Regions from separate parts of the Homo sapiens genome. Here region 2 is linked to region 1. A link is an interaction called in ENCODE POLR2A ChIA-PET data of the cell type or tissue named here. Cell type or tissue: Panc1. All regions are shown on one strand. Links, peaks and the distances in the headings refer to the core of each region. The heading gives the core; the rest is flanking DNA.

Region 1 (8,340 bases), core at 197-8,196:
CTATCTGCCAGCACAGAAGCTATGGCGTGGCCTCCAGGGCACCCAAGACTGCCCTGCAAGCAGGTCTGGCCAGGCTGGGACCCCAGAAAGGCCAGCAGACCAAGGGGTGCTCAGGTCGAATCAGCCCTGTCTGATGGACAAGACCACCCTGCAGAGATCAGGATGGACAGTTCCCCTAGGGCTAAAGTCTCCTATGGGAGCAAGTCAGGCCTGGGGAGATGGCTCTCCCTGGCTGTGCTCCACTGCAGGTGCTCCCACATCAAATCGTCCTGGCTCCACATCAGCTTGCTTGCCCTCCCACGACTTCTCTAAGGAGCTCTTCTTGCCAACTTGAGTGTCCATGGTGATCAAGGGATCTTCTCTTGCCGGGGTTCCAGAGGCCCGTGGAGAGAGCAGGTTGCTCCTTGCCAGTTCAAGTCACCCATTCTCCTGGAGCTGTTGTGGTCCAAAAATCAGTCCCAGTGAGCAGTATCCCCAGGCAGTGTTCCCAGGTTTCTTCCCCTCCAGCCCAGCTTCTGTGTCTTCCCTCCATCCACTCTCAGTGCCTTGCCTCTGAGGATCTGTTAGAAGCATGCCAGTTATCTGGGTCCCTCTGTGGGAGCTGTTCCACCTGGCTGTGTCTATTGGGCTATGTCTAGCCAGCTATATTGCATTCCCCCACTTGCCCCCATATCTGTATGTCTTCTTTTGAGAAATGTCTATTTAGATCCTTTGCCCTGTATTTTAATCAAATTATTAGATTTTTTCCTATAGAGTTGTTTGAGCTCCTTATATATTCTGGTTATTAATCCCTTGCCAGATGGTGTTTGGTAGATCAGCTTTCATGAAACAAACCTTCTCTTCCTCTTTGCTAAGCTACCTGTCTTCCTGAAATCCTCGGCCTGAGTAGTGACACCAGCTGGTTAGAGGCATCAAAGGCAGCAATCAGCCCTCAGAGGACAGTCCCAGTGGGGCACAGGAAGTCAGCTAATGAAAGGGCTGGCCACCGAACCTCCTCATATGCCACTTAAAAGCCACTATTTTTACTCTTTGCAAGATATTTTCCACTTCAAAGCTGCTGCCTTTCCCCCCTTGATATACCCTTACTTCCCAATTAAATTTTCAGGCATGCTTTCTTCCAGTTTCAAGCCAAAATTCCTTCTGAAAAGCCATCTCTCCAAACATGGTTTTATGAGGAAAGCTAACAGACCTGAACTGTGGGGTGTTGAGGGCACCTTTGATATGGCCCAGAGCACAGACAGCCCTGTCTCCTCCAGGGTGCACTGCTAAACAGACAACTACTTTAAATAGACAGAACTCCACCTCTGCCAGCCTTGCCCTCCTCCCTTTCACAAGCCACATCCGAAATCTCTATCATCCACACTCCTCTGTTTGGCCTGGACAACAGAGTGACTTTGACAAGGCTCTCAGAATATTCTTCATGAACGCCAGCATTCCTCTTTGTGGTCTGGTTAACCACAGTAGATGAGTTTAGTTTCCCCTTTTCACAGAATTTTAGAAGTTGGTGGACAGATGCAAGACTGTAGAGATCTGATTACTTAGAGTGGCAGAATCAGAAGGAAAAGGAGAAAACAGCTTCACAGAGAAAATGGCATTTGAGCAAGACCCTAAAGGAAACGTGAAAGGCCGCCCATGAGGAGGGAAGAGTACACACAAAGATGGAGAGAGAAGATGTGAGGTGGATATGGGGCAAACCAAGGGCGACAGCTTGAGAAAAATCTAGCAAATACCATGAAGATGAATAATTAAAAGGTAATGTTAATAGGCTGGTTGGGGTCAGATCATGGAACAAAAAAGAATTGGAAAGTTATTCTGTGGTAAAAACAGAAACCACAACCATTTAATGAGCATCTATCTACCATGTGCCAAAATCTACCATAGCCACTGAGGTTACCATGAAGTCTCAGACACGGGCCTCAAAGTCCCCTCTAGGAACACAGAGGCTAATGTCTAGCCACCAGGTTCTTGTGAAACACATGTTATAAAATAAGAGTATTTTACCCTGTGACAGAAACAAAGTGCTTTAGGAAACCAGAGGCAAGGGAAGAAGAGGTGATGGTGGGAGAGTGGCCAAGTTCAGTGTCACTGCAGAGGAAGAACAGTTTGGACTGAGCTTTGTGAAGTGAGATAATGAGAGGTTTGGGGATTGATGGTGTATTAGTCTCTTTTCACATTGCTATAAATAACTACCTGAGACTGGGTAATTTATGAAGAAAAGAGGTTTAATTGACTCACAGTTCCACAGACTTAACAGGAAACATGACTGAGAGGCCTCAGGAAACTTACTGTATTAGTCTGTTTTCACACTGCTAATAAAGACATACCCAAGATTGGGCAATTTATAAAGAAAGGAGGTTTAATTGGCTTAGAGTTCCATGTGGCTGGGGAGGCCTCACAATCATGGCAGAAGGCAAAAAACACATCTTACATGGTGGTAGACAAGAGAGAATGAGAGCCAATCAAAAGTGGAAACCCCTTATAAAATCATCAGATCTCATGAGGCTTATTCACTACCTCAAGAACAGTAAGGAGGAAACCGCCCCATGATTCAGCTATCTCCCACTGGGTCCCTCCCACAACTTGTGGGAATTATGGGAGCTACAATTCAAGATGAGATTTGGGTGAGGACACAGTCAAACCTAATCACTTACAGTCATGGCGGAAGGTGAAGGGGAAGCAAGCACCTCTTCACATGGTGGCATGAGAGAGAGAGCTAAGGGGGAAGTGCCACACACTTTTAAATCATCAGATCTCATGAGAACTCACTCAGTATGATGAGAACAGCAAGGGGGAAATCCACCCCATGCTCCAAGTACCTCCCAACAGGCCCCTCCTCCAAATCGACATGAGATTTGGGCAGGGACACAAATCCAAACCGTATCAGATGGGATATATAGGCAGGAAAAGAGATGTTGTTCAGGGAGAAAGCAAGTGTGCTTAGATCAGTGTAATATTAATAAATATTGAATAAACAGCTGGAGGTGAGGGGAGATCTTTGTTAGTAGAATTACACGACTTCTATTGTAAATGCTTCCATTGTGGATACTTTCAAACTACCAATGTGAAGTTAACCAGCTTGCAAAACCTCTGACAATTTATCAATGGACTCTTCTAAGTAGGTGAAGGCTGGCCCCTGCACACCACTGCTTGGTTTGAATATGCTGAATTCGAGGTGACTAGTAAGAATTACAGGTCTGTTGATCCACTGAGAAGCTGAGCCAAAGCAGGGTCTTCAAAGACTCAATGGTCTGCTGTATTTGGGGAAGATGGCACTGAGTAGGTAGCCTCCAGGTCTTATGCCCCTATTCAACTGAAGCAGCTCTGCTGTAAAATCTGTTTACGCTCAAACAGTATGCACCGCTTCACCATTTTAGAGGCACCCAATAAAACAGTATTACAGTTGATATCTAAATTGAAAGCTAAATTCAGATTCGCAGAATGTTGAAGAGTTAATCCTTCCAAGTAGCCCTGAGTATACTCCAAAGTCTCTTACGCTGATGCTTGTTACCATATGTCTCGTAATCGCTTACTGCCACCTGCTGGGCAAAGAGATGTAGCACTCAAGGACAAATTGTATCTCAAGAACAAATTTAACCCTAAGCAGCTGTAACATCCAGTTCTTGGTCCTCCGGTGTCACTACAGTTGTTAAGACAGAAGCTGTTAAAAAATGACAGTCTAGGCAGTTCAGAGAAATGTCCCCAGTGGCAGCTGCAGCCATCGCCAGTCATTCTGAGAGCTTTCACGTGACTGGTGAAGGTCCCATTGATTGGCCCAGACTTCAGTGACCCCTGAGGTACAAGGGAAGGCATTTCTCCCCATATGATGCTCCTCTCAGTGTTCAAAGATCCCAATGGATACTCCAACACCCAAGCCAACATCTTGATTCCCCCAAAATTCCCATGGCATCTGCATATCTAGTTCATGGGCACTCCTTACTTACATCAAATATCCCTAACATTTCCTAAACTAAAAATATCCAAGGATGATACTTCACTGAGCTCTAATATTTAAAAGACTTTGCATTGTCTATTATACAAAAACATAATTACAAGAGCTAAATATAGTTGCTGACTTACTTTTCTTACTTCACAAGGAAAGAGGACTTCATTATGAGAAGAAAGAAAAAACACTCAAAAGAAGGCACAAAAGATATTTTAAAGTTATTGATGGGCTAATTATTAATGTGATCACCACTTTTCATATGATAACAACAAGGTGAAATTTACAGTTATTTATGAATATGCTAATATGGGTATTAAAAATTTTTACCAGGAGTGAAAATTTTTCTTTGTATTATTTATTATTTTTTCTAGGTGTGTGTGTGTTTTAATAACTACTACTTAGCATGACTCTTTTGTGAGTCACCTGCTCAACGTCACATGTGCTATGGTTTAAATGTGTATCCCAAAAGGCATGTATTGGAAACTTAATCCCTAATGCAACAGTGTTAAGAGGTGAGACCATTAAAGAGGTAGTTAGGCCAGGAGGGCTCCACCTTCAAGAGTGGATCAAGGCCATTATCTAGGGAGTTGGTTTGTTATAAAAGGACAAGGTTAGTTCATTCCTCTCTCACTTGCCCTCTCTTGCCCTTCACCTTCCTCTATGGGATGACATAGCACAAAAGCCCTCATTAGCACTGGCACCATGATATTGGACTTTTCAGCCTCCAGAAATGTGAGCCAATAAAAATTTCTGTTTTTTATTAAAAATTAAAATAAAATAACTACTATTTAATACAAAAATGGAAACTTCGTAAACATAACAACTAACATTCTGATTTAACTTGATTGAGAAAAATTAAATAAAGTGGAGTTTCTTGAGCCTTAGAGTGGTGGACAAATTCAGATGTTACATTTGTTTCTAAAAACAGAGCATACTAATATCAACCCCCCCTTCCCAAAAAAATACCCTACAGCTAACATCATTCTTCACGACGAAAGACAATACGTTCTTGCTAGAATCAGGAACAAGGCGAAAATGTCCACTTACCACCGCTTTTCAGCATGGTATTAGAAGTTCTAGCCAGTGCAATAAAGCAAGGAAAGGAAATAAAAGGTATGCATATTGGAAAGAGAAAAATAAAACTGTCCCTTTTTGTAGAGAGCATGATTGTCTATCTACAAAAGTCCCAAGGAATCCACCAAAACACCCTCCTAGAACAAAAACTAATTGTATTTCTACATACTAGCAATGGAAATGTGGAAGGTAAAATTTTAGATACAGTAGCATTTACAATTGCTAAAAATATTCTTGAGTGTGAATCTAATAAAAACAAGCCAAAAACTACGAAATAGCAATGAAAGAAATCAAAAATCTAAATGAATGGAGAGACATACTGTGGTCATGGATCAGACAACTCAACACTGTTAAGATGTCAGTTCTCCCCAAATTGATACATAAGTTTATTGCAATTACCAGCACAATCCCAGCAAGAAATTTTGTTGATAAGGACAAAGACAAGATTATTCTAAAATTTATATGGTGCTGGGCACAGTGGCTCTTACTTGTAATCCCAACACTTTGGGAGACCAAGCTGGGAGGGTGCTTGAGCCCAGGAGTTCAAGACTAGCCTTGGCAAAGTAGGAAGACCCTGTTTGTTTGTTTGTTTGTTTGTTTGTTTGTTTGTTTGTTTGTTTAGAGACGGAGTCTCAATGTCTCCCAGGCTGGAGTGCAGTGGCGCCATCTCGGCTTGCTGCAACCTCCCACCTCCCGAGTTCAAGCAATTCTCCTGCCTCAGCCTCCCGAGTAGCTGGGACTACAGGTGCATGCCGCCATGCTCTACTAATTTTTTGTATTTTAGTAGAAACGGGGTTTCACCATGTTGCCCAGGCTGGTCTTGAATTCCTGAGTTCAGAAAATCCGCCCGCCTTGGCCTCCCAAATTGCTAGGATTACAGGGAACTGCGCCCGGAGTAAGACCCTGTTTCTAAGAATTAAAAAAAAAAAAAAAAAATTAGCCGGGTGTGGTGGTCCACACCTGTGGTCCCAGTCACTCAGGAGACTGAGACAGGAGAATCTCCTGATCCTGGGAGGCTGAGGCTGCACTGAACAGTGATCATGCCACCGCAGTCCAGCCTGGGTGATAGAGTGAGAACTTGTTTCAAAAATAAAATAAGATAAAATGTATATGGAAAGGCAAAGGAACTAGAATAGCTAAAAACAATTTTGAAAAAGATGAATCAAGTGGGAAGACTCACTCTACCCAATTTCAAGACTTACTTTGCCGACACAGTAAACAGGTTACATGGTACTGATGGAGGGACAGTGACATAAATCAATAGAACAGGATAAAGAACCCAGAAGTACACCTAAGAAAATACACTGAACTGAGTCTTAACAAAGGTCAAAAAGCATTGCAATGGAGGAAAGATAGCCTTTTCAATATACGGTCCTGCAGCTATTGTATATTCATAAGTAAAAATGTGAACCTTGACCTAAATCTCACACATTATATAAAAATTAACTCAAATTTTTGAATCATAGATTTTAAAGTAAAATGTAAACTATAAAACTTTAGAAGAAATCATAGACAAACATTTTCAGGACCTGGGGTTTGACGAAGAGTTCTTAGACATGACACCAAAAGCATGCTTCATAAAAGAAAAAAAAAATGATAAATTAAACTTCATCCAAATTAAAAGTGTTTGTCCTGCAGAAGACCCAGTAAAGATGTGAAAATACAAGCCGCAGACTAAGAGGAAATATTTGCAAACCACATATCTGATAAAGGAGTCATGTCTAGAATTCATAAACACTCTCAATCTGCAACAGTAAAAAGTTAAACTATTCACTTAGAAAATGGCAAAAGACGTGATGAAGTATTTCACCAGAAAGCATACATAAATGTCAAATAAGCACATGAAAACATATGCAACACCTAATCCAATTGTGAAATGCAAATTAGGATCACTATGAGCTATCACTGCATGCCTATTAAATCAAATCAATGAAAAATAATGACAATAATGAAAAATAATGCCTGTAAGAATATGGAAACACTAGATGTTTCACACATCGCGGGTGGTGATGTTAAGTGTTATGGCCACTCTGAAAAACTGTTTGGCAGTTTCTCAAAAAGAAATAAACATTCACTTACTAATCAACCTAGCAATCATCCTCCTGGACATTTAACTCAGAGAAATGCAACTTTAAGTCCATAAAAGAACCTGCATATAGTTGTTCATAGCAGTGTTATATGTAACAGATAAGAACTGGAAATAACTGAAAATGTCCTACAATAGGTGAGTGATTCAGCAAACTGTGTACCTCCAAACTAGAAATATAACTCGGCAGTAAAAAAGCAATAAACTATTGATACACAGCAACTTGGCTTGATTACAGGAAAGTGCACTAATTGGGGGGAATAAAGCCAATCTCAAAGGGTCACATACTGAATGATTTCATTTATATAACATTGAAGCTACAAGCTATTACAGGTTACAAGCTTAGTTTATTCTCTGCATTAGATTTGCATGATTTACTTCTCTGTGTCTCTTTATTAGATGTCATCTCCAGTGCCAATGTCATCCTTTAATAGATGAACAGTTGCCAGGGTTTAACGATGCTAGAGGGAGGAGGTTAGTAGTATTGTAAAGCGGTAGCCCTGGAAGATCCCTGTGGTAATGAAATAGTTATATATCTTGATTGAAGTGGTGCTTATCAAATCTAAACATATGGTAAAAGGACATAGAATTATGCACATGCTTTTTATCATTGTCAATCAACTCCTTGGTTTTGATGATGTAATCACTGGGGAAACCAGGTAAAGGATACACAGAACCTCTGTACTATCCATCTCTGCAATTTCCTGTGAATTTGTAATTATTTCAAAATGAAAGTCTTTTTTAAAAAAAAATCCAACTCACAAGAATAGAGAGAGGATGCGCTTTGACAATTAATATATTTGTGTGCTATGCATGATCGAATTACCTCTTCTTGGTAAATTCAAAGGGCAGGAAGTCCGGGCGTGGTGGTTCATGCCTGTAATCCCAGCTACTCAGGAGACTGAGGCAGGAGAATCGCTTGAACCCAGGAGCGGGAGGTTTGCAGTGACCCGACGTGCCACTGCACTCCAGCCTGGGCAACAGAGCGAGACTCAGTCTCAAAAAAAAAAAAAAAAAAGAAATAATTAATTTAAAAAAAAGACAGGAATCCAATATATTAATTATACTCCTGCTGAATCTCTTTACTGCTTTCTTTATGCCGTAATTCTTATACTGTAGTACACAGATGGTTTCTATTACACTTACAACTCTTTACTAAATTTGATTTAATGATTTACATGTCTATATCCCTCTATCAGATATCAAACCTGGGTCCACACCAATGTCATCTTTGAAA
Region 2 (8,340 bases), core at 112-8,111, 69 kb after region 1:
TTAAGCTCATATAAAACCTTGTCCTTCCCCTCAATTACTTAATTCCACACGTAACTAGGTTATTTGGTTAATATCCCAGTTAGACGGCAAACCAAGACCACATCTGGCTTTGCCCAGCATACTGTCTCCCTAAAACCCAGCCAGGTGCATGCCATATAGTTGAGATTAGCACATTTTTGCTAAATGAATAAATGGTAGACATGGGAGGAAAGTACTTTTCATGACAGTTTTTTACTGTTGAAGTTCATTACTAGATACCTTGAATAAGCCAGGTTTCACTGGAGAGCTAGAAAATTAGGACAATGAGAAAAAAAGAAAAAAAGGAACACATGGAAAATAAGGGACATCCAACAACAACAAAAAAGAAATAATCTTAGTTCTTGACTTTAATGGTGTTCTGACCCAAAAAGACACTGCCATGGAATTTACCTCTCATTTGACACTGGGAAATCAGGCAATTTTAAGAAGATGAAGTAACAATAATAATTTCTAGTGTCAGAAATACGAACTTTCCTGACCTGGAGTGGGGGTCAGGGAAGTCTATTGGAATAATAGCTATTACTTGGAGCTCATTAATATGCACCTAATAATTTTTAAAAATATGATGCATACTATGTTGGGCTTGGATTAAAATTGTTATTTTTCATTTTTAATTTGTATGTGTCAACTCAGGAGTGAATCACTTCATGCTAAAAGATGACATAGGTAAACACTAAAGTCTGTAACTGTTTACTTCAGTTAAACTTAGATACATGTGTTCTGAATAGTTTACTGATACATAAAATTACTACTTTTCAACAGTACATGATAGCTTAATAATCACTAAAAATTTTTTAAATAATTAATATTACAATCACAGAATAGCCAAACAGAAGAACCTGTTCAATTTTCAAAGCTGAATTCTCTAGAATGACCATCAATGATTTTATTGCGAGAGGATGGGGGGGGAACTACCTCAAAGACAAGATAATAACCACTACGATTTACTGTGATCCAGTTTAATTATTTATTATAATCTTGTCAATGCTGGATAGATTTCTGCAATTGATGGAAAGAAAAATATATCTAGAAGTTTAAAAAAATATCATTGTGGCTTTGAAACAACCAATGTCTGCAATTTTAGAACCTTAAGAGCACATACTGACAGGTTTCTGGTTGCCCAGGGATGGTAACTGTCACCTAGTAACCTACAGGGTTGCTTCAGCAACTAACTCCTTAGGGTAAAAGAGCAGTAAAGAATGTCCTCTGAGTCCCTGGAGGAAGTCAGGGAGCATGGGCTCCAGGACAACAGCATCAGAACCCCCGGCCATGTTTTGTAAGTAGAACTTTATATGACTAATATAATACAAGAACTTCAGGAAAAAGGCTCAAGCCAGCGTTGAATTGACAATATCTATGGAGTACCCATAGGAATAGGAGATAATGTTTACCTCAATCACATTCTTAATAAGGCTGTGCACACACATACACACACACACACACACACACACACACACACACACACCTAATTACCTTCTTTGGCACAGCTTGGTTTCAACCCAAATATACAACCAAGTATTGTTGTTAACACACATACTGACAATACCTGTAGGGAGAAAAGAGAAAATTACATGGTTTCTTTTTTAAAAAATATTTTATCTTATTTTTTATTTTTAGAGATAGTGTCTTACTCTGTTACCCAGGCTAGGGTACAGTGGCATGATCATAGTTCACTGTAACCTCGAAATCCTGGCATCAAGGGATCCTCCTGCCTCAGCCTCCCAAAGTGGGGGGATTATAGGCAAGAGCCACTAGGCCTGGCCTTATATAGTTTTAAAATCCTTTTATTTCTCCAAATGTTTTATTGCTTTAAATGTTTCTAAACTTTTTGGTGCTGTTCTTTTTTCCAGTCTGGGGCTAGTCACGTAGATGTGTTCACTTTTTGAAAATTCCAACTATACACTTGTGATTTGTATACATTTCTGTATTTTATACTTTAATAAAAAGTTTACTCAAATGTCAACCAACCATTCTATACCATCCAATGTTAATGTAATTAGAAACTCTCCTAGTTAGTATAAATGAATTAGTCATAAAAATTATAATTATTAAGGGAAAGAGAGAGAAAACTATTTACAGAGTCTGGATTTCCTATGTATCAATCCATTAAAGGCAATATGTGGAATATTATATGCCTCTTTTAACAGTTCTACACAAACCCAAACCTAACATCCTCACATGTACTGTGGTACCTTGTGGGAACGAGCCCTGAAGAGGGTCAGCTGACAACCTCCTGGACCAAGTGTTACCACAAACTAGTTGTGTGATTTCAGGCAGGTCACTTAAGCTTTCTAGATACCAGTTTATTCATCTATAAAATTTAAGGGTTGGACTACGTGATCTCTAAACATCTTTCCAGTGCTAACACTTTGCCACTTTCCCATTCTCCACTCTTCTGGTCTTTGACATTTTAAAATAAGTGGACACACCCTACAACCCCTAAGAACCATGACAGAACTTCTGTGAGTTAGAAGACAAAGGAGCGGAATAACCCACAAAACAATCCTCAATTTTTTTTAGTGTGACAAAGTTTCCTTGAAAGCTCCCTGGAATGTCAGATTACAGGGCACCTCAATAAAATATTAATTGAGTACCAATGATGCGCAAAGACTGTTATACACTGAAGGAAAAAATAAGAGATAGCTCAAGGGGTTTCTACTTGGGTAGGAGAAGTTAAAAACAGCACATCAGTGGCCCATATTTGGTAGGCCCTACAAACCGCCTGCAAAGTTCTACAGTTGTTTAAAGAAGGAGAAAGGTTGGGGTGGTTAGGGAGAGGGAGATCAGAAAGAGTTTCCTAGAGCAAGCTTTTGGCATGGCTCTGAATGGGGGGGAAATGATGGCGTGATGTTGCCAGGTGGAACTGGAGGAAGGAAAGAGAGGACAGAACACAGCAAACTTCTAGGAGAAAGGGCAGCATAAAGAAGGGTTCCACGAAGGCAGGCACATGGAAGGTGGCAGATAAATAATGAACAGCCTATCTTAGCTGAAACCAAGAAAATGCAAACGGGAATGGACAATGGGTGGAGGTATGGAAAGATGGTGTAGTATTTCCGGAAAGCTAAGGTGAAGAGATAATAGAGACAGGAGGAATGGGTGAATAGGACCAAGTAGATGGTTGGTGGAGGCTTTTATAAGAATTCATTCCTTCAGATGAAGAGTATTGAGTACGGACTATGTACTGGACATTCAGTAATAAAACAGACATGACCTCTGCTCTCGAGGTGCCTACTGTCAAGTGACTGCAAAGACTTAAGAGGAAGTGAATGGTAAGGAAAGTGAGGCAGCAGGTCTTACTTACTTCAAAATAAAATGGATAAAAGAAAGGAAGAGTTTTTGCAAAGAAAGCAAAAGGTTAGCCTTCTTTAAGGATGCAAAAACATGTGTTTTTCTTTGTGTGTGTGTGTATATTCCTTAAAATAAGGAGGTATCAGAGGAAGAGCTTGAGCAAGTCAACAAGGGCAAATAAGCAGAACAAGGTATCAGAAGAGAATAGTAATGGATTCTCCTAAACTTCTGATGGTGGTGTAAACTGACACAACTATATGGAAAGATAATCTCTAAAAATATCTATCAAAAACATCACAAACGGCCAGGCACTTTGAGAGGCTGAGGTGGGGGGATCACTTCAGGCCAGGAGTTTGAGACCAGCCTGGTCAACATGGTGAAACCCCATCTCTACTAAAAATACAAAAAATTAGCCCAGCATGGTGATGCACGCCTATAATCCCTGCTGCTCGGGGGCGCTTAGACAGGAGAATCGCTTGAACCCGGGAGGCGGAGGTTGCAGTGAGCACAGATCGCACCACTGCACTCCAGCCTGGGCGACAGAGCAAGATGCTCAAAAAAAATTAAAAAAAAAAAAAAAAACAAGCCAAAACAACAACAAAAACTGTTTTACTGTCAATTATAAATGTATAAGAAAATAAAACATAGTAAAACATCTATATTTAGTGTATTATAATTTAAAACATTAAAAACATGAAGAATTGGCCAGGCACGGTGGCTCATGCCTATAATCCCAGCACGCTGGGAGGCCAAGGCAGGTGGATCACGAGGTCAGGAGTTAAAGACCAGCCTGGCCAAGATGGTGAAACCCCGTCTCTACCAAAAATACAAAAATTAGCCAGGTGCAGTGGTAGGCTCCTGTAATCCCAGCTACTTGGGAGGCTGAGGCAGAGGTTGCAGTGAGCCAAGATCGCACCACTGCACTCCAGCCTGGGCGACACAGTGAAACTCTGTCTCAAGGAAAAAAAAAAAAAAAAAAAAAAAAAAAAACCATGAAGAATTGAAATTGTATTTATCTGTAAACTTATCTAGAATAGTCCAAACAGTACTTACCTTCTTCTCATCTATCACATAACTCACAATACAGAGTGAGAATATTTTCTGTGCCTTGGAGAATTGTCATATTCCATATTCCTTTCTAAGTTTAGATCAGTTTCCAATGTTTTCACATAAGCTTTGCACCTTCAACATTATGAAATGTCTCCAAGAGGAAGTTTTGTGGCAGTGTCACTCCCTCTGGGATATCTTCATTCTTTTTCTCACAACCACTCTCCTCATTTATGTCAAAAAATTCAGCTTCACTAGACTCCTCTGGCTTCATATCTGGAGTCTATTGCACCATGGCAGTGTTAGCATTCCCACGGTTAGCTGTTTCTTCCATAACTCCATTTACTTTGACTTCAATTTCACTTCCAGCATTATTACCTCCTTTCTTTTCTTTACTTTCATTCTTCATCAGTTCATTCACTTTTTCAATTATCCACTTTTTGAAAACGTCATATAGGTTTACCTCTGAGAGGCAAAGCAACAACACAACTACATGCTTTTGCTGTCTGTGCATGAACTGACTAAAAGATGCCTATGGGCTAATCACTGGCAGATTTTGAAAGAAATGATGCAATTGGTCACTGACCATAACTTGCACTTGCTATTTGCACAGTGATTTGTGGACTGATGAGCTAGCAGCAAAGTTTGTACTTTACGCAATTACTCACAGTTAATATATCTTGGTAAATGAAATTTGAACTATGTTGTTGGGAGCTGGTTTTATTTAATTAAACTGTGGTAACTGAAATTTGTGCATGTCAGAGAATCATGCAAAGCTAGTACTAACTGTACTCTCACAAGTGGCCAAAATAGTTGTCCAAGGTGTTTATTTCAAAACTGTATTCATAAAACAAATGAACAAAAAAACTAGGAACAACCTAAGCTCATTTTAAGGAAGCTGGTTGAACAAGTCATATTTTACTTATACAATAAAATACTCTCAGAGGGTTAGGCTCAGAGATAGGCATGTCAGAAGGCTGAGAGGAAGATATACACACACACACAAAAACACCACATACACACACAAAACAAACTAAGGTATAGCAACAGGAAGCTAGAAACAGCTGATGAGGAACCTCTTCAATCTTCTTGGCCAAGTAAGAAGCATCTGGGTGGGAGTGTGGAAGGAATAGAGAGGGCTTAGGGCATCCCATGTGAAAGATGGCAACAAACCAGTGGCGACAACAAAGACTGTCAACGAGGGAAGAGTAAAAAGACCCTCCAGCTCTGGGAGCCCAGCTTAATCTGAAATCATGGAATATAACAAACTTGAATGGCCTGAAATTCTAAGAGTGGAAGTGGGAAAATGGGGGAAAAAAAAAAAAAAGACGACATGCCCTGGGAGAGGGAAAGGTGGGGAAAACAGAATACAAAAGGGGATAAGAGAATTAAGGCATGGGTGGAATGGCTGAAAGGGGCAGGACAAATTGGATATGAGTATATGAGTAGAAGAACTAGATGGACAGGAAAACTACTATGGAAAGACTAGGTGGTAAGCAAGCATTTAAATGGTAACCATTGGTTTAAAATACACATGGTTTATATATAGCTCTTTATCCTCTTGTTAAGTAGCTGAAGACACATGCTGACTTTTAAAAATCACCTCTTCATTATTAAAAAGAAGTTCTTGATTTACCTTTTATAAGATGAGGCATAGCATAGAACTGAAACAAAAGTATGACAATAGAAATGATCATTTCTCATTGACAGTCACATCCATAAAAGATGAAATTTAGAATATCTACTACTTTGTTACAAAACACCTAATCAGAATGATTTTTAGTAGGAAATTCCCCTTCAATAATTTTCAGAGCTGTGAAACCTAATTTAGTTTGAATTTTCCTGTCAAAGCAGTTTAACTCATCAATATCATAATCTACCATCCATTTTAATCTCCATAACAATTTAGGTATTTTTCAAATTTTAATATTTTCTAAGAAACCATAGAAATACATCTTATCTTAGAAAACAAGAAACTGGGAGACAGAAAGTAAAAGCAAAGTTTTTGGAATATTTGGAGTTTCCTGCTTCTTTAGTTAACTAAATCATTAGTTCTTAGACATTTAGTGAGTCAAAAGAAATACTAAAAAAAAAATTTTTTTCCCTCACCAATTCCCTCAAATACAATGGCATTAATATCATGTGTATTATTCTTTCTGTATCAGGCATTCATTGAAATACGAGTGTCCACAATGTGCAGTCCCTGTACTAAAGACCAGAGATACAAATAAAACAACTCCTACCCTTACAGAGAAACAAAGGAAGTTGGCCGGGGGAAGCATTAGAACGAATGATTGCAATGGACTTCAGTAGAAACATGTAAAAAATGCTAACATACTAACAACACAGTGGAGAGCAGAAAAGAAGAAAAGGGTTTCAAAAGGCTTTACAAAGAGAGATTTGGAGAAAAAGGGACCTCTCCCTCTGTCAGTAAACAAAGGTTTGAGTATCTGCAAGATGCAATGTATTTAGATTCTGTGGGGAAATACAAAAAAAAAAAATAATTTGCAGTGAAGTCCTAATGTCAGAGTTTATAAATCTAATAAAGGCAACAACAACTCTGGAATGATGCCATAGGCTGATGATAAAGATATGACATAGTTAGAAGCAACCTAAGAAATGACATAGTGGTGACCATATATACGCCATGGTGCTTCATGCAAAGCCACAGAGGTAGGAAAGACAACACCAGCCTGGGAAGGAGAAAATAACAACAACAATCATGGCTGTCACTTCTCTAGTAATTCCTACGTGCCGGGCACTTTTCTAAGAGTTTTATATTAAATCATTTAATCCAAACTATAACATCACAAGACAGATTACGATTAACACAGTTTAAGGAAGGTGAGCTACAGAGGTTAGTAACTTGCCAAGGACCGGGGGTTGATAAGCATCCACAGCAAGATTTGAACCTAGGCAGGCAGAGTGTAAAGGAGGCAGGTAGGAGTGGGAAGGGAAGGGGCTGGAGGGAAAAGGGAGGGAACAAATGGGTCCTGAGGCAGCCTGCGGGCGGTCAGTGGAGTGTGTTCAGGCGCTGAAATATGAAAGTGACAGGACTGGATTTAATAATCCCAGAACGATCCCTTGGGATCATTGTGGAAGGCTATGTTATGAGTCCGGTGGGAAATGAGGTCTTGGACTTGCTAGACCCTCCTCACCGAGGAGATGCTAGCACCATGTTTCTCTAGGTCTTCCCTCACCCCTAGTTACTGCAGCTCTTACCATGCTCCATAAGATTTGTCTGTCTCTGACTAGACTGTGAGTTCCCGAGAGGCATGGATTTATTTATTCAACCCTGTGTTTTCCACATCTAGCATGGTGCCTTGCACAAAGTAAACATTCAACAAATAATCGTTAAGCTGAACATCAGCAAGCTGTGATTTAATTAAACATAAATGGGGAGAAACCATAAATCCCCTAATTTTCCTCATCTAAGCTGACAGAGTCAGTTTGTTAAGTGACATTGTGTCTGCATTACATAAAAGATACCTACAACAAATATACACACAAAATTTTGTTTAGGAAATGGTAGATTGCTGGATGTGGTATTCCAATGTGTCAGACGGTATGAAAGTGCCATTTGAAATGAATCAGCTGACTACATTGCCTATCAGTCCTCTGATCTTTGACCAAAGTTGCATGCTTTCTGAAAAAGAACTGTGAGGATTCAGACCAGCCTGGTGCTGGGAGTCTTCACGGGATTTCGTTTGCTGGAGGATGGGGATTCGATCCTATTGAGTAAATCCAGTGCCAAGAAACTTCTACAAGATATTCAAAGGGAGATTCAAAGACAACACATTCCTGAAGAACTTTGGAGCATTACAAAAGCTCAAAGCAGAAGTTAGAATCTCTTCTAAAAAAAGTTCCTAAGTCCACTCAAGCAGTTGTTCATGCATGCTTGGTCTCTTATGCACTCAGTATCATTTTAGTTACGCTAGATTTATCTGAAGAAGATCCTCTGAAACT

The links. Peaks named below come from ENCODE experiments on the same cell type or tissue, not always from the same donor. Only the 100,000 strongest peaks of a DNase experiment are listed, where the experiment ranks them.
Region 2: POLR2A ChIA-PET joins it to region 1 with 12 read pairs; 3 of 35 experiments call an interaction of 5 or more read pairs at or near these places.

The regions. Positions count from the first base shown.
Region 1 is chr6:131,910,545-131,918,884 of GRCh38, reverse strand. All of the region lies in intron 2 of CCN2-AS1 (CCN2 antisense RNA 1), which reads right to left. Among named protein-coding and RNA genes, the nearest start is that of CCN2-AS1, 13 kb to the right of the region's middle. In Panc1, for the core only: CTCF peaks have their summits at 3,319 and 3,534 (motif pointing left); DNase peaks (open chromatin) are centred at 3,514 and 4,349; H3K27me3 peaks cover 1,144 bases.
Region 2 is chr6:131,841,021-131,849,360 of GRCh38, reverse strand. It overlaps ENPP1 (ectonucleotide pyrophosphatase/phosphodiesterase 1), which reads right to left. Exons shown (of 25, transcript NM_006208.3): 2 at 1,513-1,585. Among named protein-coding and RNA genes, the nearest start is that of ENPP1, 37 kb to the right of the region's middle. In Panc1, for the core only: no CTCF peak of the experiment used is centred there; a DNase peak (open chromatin) is centred at 4,960.